Linked DNA regions of Homo sapiens: region 2 is linked to region 1. The links are chromatin loops, found by intact Hi-C in ENCODE. Cell type or tissue: endothelial cell of umbilical vein. All regions are shown on one strand.

What was found. Hi-C counts contacts between places; a loop is a spot of excess contacts. Peaks named below come from ENCODE experiments on the same cell type or tissue, not always from the same donor. Only the 100,000 strongest peaks of a DNase experiment are listed, where the experiment ranks them.
Region 2: it touches region 1 in a loop (3-fold over the local background); 4 of 110 quality-filtered maps call a loop at or near these places.

What each region holds. Positions count from the first base shown.
Region 1 is chr5:66,987,205-66,989,704 of GRCh38, forward strand. All of the region lies in intron 4 of MAST4 (microtubule associated serine/threonine kinase family member 4), which reads left to right. Among named protein-coding and RNA genes, the nearest start is that of MAST4-AS1, 16 kb to the right of the region's middle. In endothelial cell of umbilical vein, a CTCF peak has its summit at 953 (motif pointing right); a DNase peak (open chromatin) is centred at 927.
Region 2 is chr5:67,058,414-67,060,913 of GRCh38, forward strand. The region is part of intron 5 of MAST4 (microtubule associated serine/threonine kinase family member 4); the gene reads left to right. Among named protein-coding and RNA genes, the nearest start is that of MAST4-AS1, 56 kb to the left of the region's middle. RefSeq lists an enhancer at 554-1,096. In endothelial cell of umbilical vein, no CTCF peak of the experiment used is centred here; DNase peaks (open chromatin) are centred at 798 and 1,508; H3K27ac peaks cover 2,286 bases.

The sequences.
Region 1 (2,500 bases):
TTGAAGGTGACATGTTTTTGCTTTCTTAAGTGACTTTACAGACGAAAAAGGAGTCACACTTTTACAGTTGATTTGGTGTAACCCTCCTTCATCAGTATCTAGCATATAGAGTATGCTGATGAGTCATGTGCAATGTGTTTTGAAAATCAGAAGTTTTCAGATGAGCTGGAGGCCTGGATGCCTGAAATGGCTTAGGACATAAACTGCTCAAAAATAATTATAATACCCTTTTTTTTGTAATTTTTTTCTACTTTTTTTTTTAGGTGCTCTGCAGGTTCAGAGAAACTTCTCTAGTAACAGACTGAGAAATGGTCCCTAAAGTATGGTGTTTAATTTCAATACTCCTAAAGAAAATCCAGTTTCCTTTGTAAAATGTTCCTTATGTAACAAAACTGTACTGAAAAAATGTGGTATTTTTCTTTCTCTTTATTTTGTCTCCCTATACCACTGAGAAGTTAATGGTTTAAGGAAAATATTTCAAGCCGTACAGATCATGTCAAATATTTGGTTTGGTAGGATTAATATTTTACTGCAGAGTGACAGTGCTAGTGCTGTCCTAGTTTTAGGGATGATTATATAAACTAATGAGCCCCATCCATTAAAAAACTTAGGGAAACAAAAAGCTATTTATTATGTGGATTACACTGACTGTAGTTAGGATTACACTGACTATAGTTAGGACATGGAAGTGTGAAATAGTTACAACGTGGTTGCGTTTAATTAAAGTTGCTCTTTTTGTGATGCTGAGGTTAATAATTATGACGCTGTGCAAATGTTTAATACTGCTTTATTTTAAAAAAAACTCAATGTTTTGTTGTTTTGTGCCTAGCTCTCCACTGGCCTAAAGCTGACTTTTCACTTAAGTTTACCATCCTCTGAATTATTTCCATTACAACAGATTTTAAGAATGACAGTTGGCTGGGGGCATTGTAATTGTATACTTCAGCCACTAGAGGGAAGAGACTCTAGTATTTATTCTGGGGAAAGAAAACGTGCTTCATCTCTCTGATTCTGTCACTGACCTTTAATCTGAAGGGGGTTATCCTTAGCATTGGGATTACCCTTCTTCCTCTTTTAGAGAAAAAACTTTGGGAAGGAAAAGGTAGAATTAAGGATATTGGACCAGGGCTTGATATATGGGTGTATCTGCCTGAAATTTGGGGTTCAACCAGTTCCTTCAAGACAGCTTCCAATGGGCAAGCAGCTTTGTTGGGGGAAGTGAGTGATTCTTCCAGAACTATTTTATCTGTTAGTATAAAATAACAGTAACATGACTAACATTTCTGGAATATTAGACACTGTTTTAAATACTTTAAAAATACTAACTATCCTAGCAACAGTCCTATGAGGTAAGTACTATTATCCCCATTTTACAGAATAGGAAACTAAGGTACTTAGAGGTTAAGTAACTTATCCAAGATCACAGAACTAGAAACTACTGATATTGTGGTTAAAAACATGGGCAGTGGCTCCAGGATTTATGTTCTCAAGCACTGTACAATACTGCCTTTCCACTTATGCCCAGTTTCTCAAGCACGAAGAGACATTCACAGAATTTTGACAAGTTTGAGTCTACAAAGATGAGAGATATTTTGGTTGAAAACTACAACAGGAAAACTGTAGAATCAAAATTTATACCATAATTTACCCAGGAACACATACATGGTTCACATTTTAACGTTTCTAGAATCAGATTGTGGCTTACAGCTTTATTCAGGGAAATAAGACATATTTGTAAACATAATATACCAACTTCATTAATTGTTAAATTTAATGCTCACAAAAACGTATTTGAAAATAATTTCTATTTTAGATCTTTGTACTTCATGAGAATTCCCCAGTGTGTGTGAGGATTACTGAGATTTGAAGTGAAAATATAAAATACTTATATTTTAGAGGAAAAAAAGGTAATGTGGGATGTTGGTGTGTTTTAATTTGTTTGGTAGTATGTCAGATGGGGCTTCCAAAGGTAAGTTTCTAGGACCTTCACGTTGTTAAATGGCCTTGGATCCTGCCTCTTCTCTAGGATTCACAGAAGCATTTTTCAAACCGCACCTGCCCCTCCTTATACCTCCTTGCTCATAATCAGGTTTAGGCTCCTTACTTTCCCTTCAGGAAGTCAGTTATTCTCATCAAGGCTTCAGAAATAGTCCTAGTGTTGAGCACGTGGGAGAGCTGCTTGTCTTCAGAGTGGTTTGACCCAGTCATTGATGAGTTGAAGTTTTCACTGTCTCACTGAGGCATGTGGCAGCTCAGAATTCATTCAAGCAAACTGGGCAGAGTCTGTGGTATTCAGGAATGGAGGCACAGCAGGAATGCAGGTCTGTGGCTTTGATCAAAACCCCTATCCACAAACAAGCAGAGCCCTGTGAATATGGTGAAGCATAATTTTTTCCCCACTGACATTTTGAAACCAGCTCCCTTACAGAAAGAAATATAGTTTTGGACAAACTTCAGGGAGTTTCCAAGAATTTTCAATAAACAACACAGTCACACTAAG
Region 2 (2,500 bases), 71 kb after region 1:
CCTAAAGGAATTTATCTTACTGATATTCTCATAAAATAACAGAAAATTATAAGTATAGCATGGCTTTTGTACCTAGCAAATGGAAAGGTACCAGTTTTTTATTTAAATTTTTCTTCAGTAATGGACTAGTTAAGTAAATAATGATTCAGGGGTGTAACCCAGCACTACATAGTTGTTACAAAGAACAAGGTGGGCTTTCATGTGCTGGTATTGGAAGGATACACAAGATACATTGTTAGGTGAAAACATTGCATGTTGTCATTTCATGTGCATCTGTGTTTTAGAGTGTGTATACACAGATGAAAGCACACTTGTATATTCATGCATAGTCATAGAAATTTGTGGAAAAGGAAAGGAGAAACTGTTAATTGTTTAGCGAATAAGAAAGTAGGGAAATTAGCACATAGTGCCTTTCTAATAAAAAGAAGGCTGTAAAAATAAAACCCATAAGAAAACAACATAATATCTGCAGTAGTTTTCTATTGCTGTAGTAACAAATTACTCATAATTTACTGGTTTAAACAACATGCATTTATTAATCTTACAGTTCTTCAGGGCAGAAGTCTGGGCAGGCTCGCCTGGGTTCTCTGCTCAGGGTATTATGAGGCCAAAATCAAGGTGTTGGTTGAGCTGGGCTCTTACCTGGAGGCTGGGAAAGAACTCACTTCCAAGCCCATGCAGTTGTGGACAGATTTAGGTCATTGCCTTTGTAGGACTGAGTTCCCCGCTTCACCCTGGCTATCAGCAAGGAGCTGCTTTTCAGCTCCTAGAGGCTGGCTGCCCTCTGCGATCTTGTAGCCAGCAGGGGCATATCCGGTCATTCTCGCACTTCAAATCTGACTGCTGCTCCTTCCATCAACCAGAGAAAACTCTTGCTTTTAAAAGGCTCACTTGGTTGAGTGAGGCCCCACTCAGATAATCTCTATACTTGAAGGTCAACTGACTTGGGACAATTACAGCTAAAAAAATCTCTTCATAGTAGTATTCATTTTTGATTGAATAACTAGGGGACTGGAATTTTGAGGAGACCATGGTTAGAATTCTGCCTACCACAGTAACACTTCATATTGTATTTTGATTTAAATGAGTAAAAGTAGGAGCTCTAAGAGTGATACTTAAGAGGATGAGCCACAGAGGAAAAGGAGATAAAAACTGAGACACAGTGACTCCAGGCTTTTAAAGTGCTTAGGTAGCAAATGTAGCCCTGTTGGCCAAAATACCTATTTTCTGTGTCTTCAAAAGTTGTTTTACTATGAATTTGCAGGTGGCTACTTTGATGTATTTTTAAAAGGGTTTCTGTAAGGAAGGATGGAAAGGAGTTTCACTTTTCTGTTGGGCAATTTTAGGAGTTATTAAAGATAGGAAATATCCCTAAATCTCTGTCTATGTGTATATATAGATTTAGGTTACAAAGAGACTTCATTTCTTAAGGGTTAGTCACCACTGTATTTATGCAGCTGTGTTCTGCTTGTTTCGGGTAGGCACATGGGGTTTGGGCAACAAAACAAAACATCCCGAATCCCACTCTTCAAAATGAATCACGTGAACATTTTCATGCATATCCCTTCATTATCTCCTCTGCCTCCCACCCCACAACCACCCATGGGGCTTTGACTTAACAAATAAAACTCAGCTTGTAACTTAGAGGGTTTCCAAGGAGAAACTATATGACATCATGTACATTTTTTAAACAGAATATCTTCATTATTTCAGACAACTCTTAAGGACCTTTCTCCTTTTGATTTCTTTTAGAGTCTCTTTTTGAGCCATACATGAGAATTGTTTGCAACTTGCTCACCTTGCGCTTCAGCTATATCAGTTCCACTCCCCTCAATCTTGCAACTCGTTCATTAGATGAGATACTAAATTGGACGGTGGTAAAGGCAATGGTTTTATAAACAGGCATGTTAATGCAAATAATTGAAAGTTAATAGTCTGGCAATAAGGTGGAGATAGGGAAAAATAAACAAGGCAGACTAATGAATTCAGAGAAGACAGTCTGGGGTAGAACAGGGTAAGCAGATATTCCAGTGTGCCAGAGATACTCCTGGGAGTATCACAATTTTTTTTTTTTTTTTTTTTTTGAGACAGTCTTGCTCTGTCGCCCAGGCTGGAGTGCAGTGGAGCGATCTCCGCTCACTCTAAGCTCCGCCTCACAGGTTCACACCATTCTCCTGCCTCAGCCTCCTGAGTAACTGGGACTACAGGCGCCTGCCACCACGCCTGGCTAATTTTTTGTATTTTTAGTAGAGACGGGGTTTTATCATGTTACCCAGGATGGTCTCGATCTCCTGACCTCGTGATCCACCTGCCTCGGCCTCCCAAAGTAGGGAGTATCACTATTATAACCCAGTGCCATCCTTGATATCAGCATGAAACTTTGTAATATTCTACTGCCCCAGGACTTTAACCTTGGAAGATGTGTAGTTGGGCCGTAAGGGATTTAGTAAAACCTGAAATTTTGGCACATAATGCCAACCAAGCACTTACTTGTTTACTA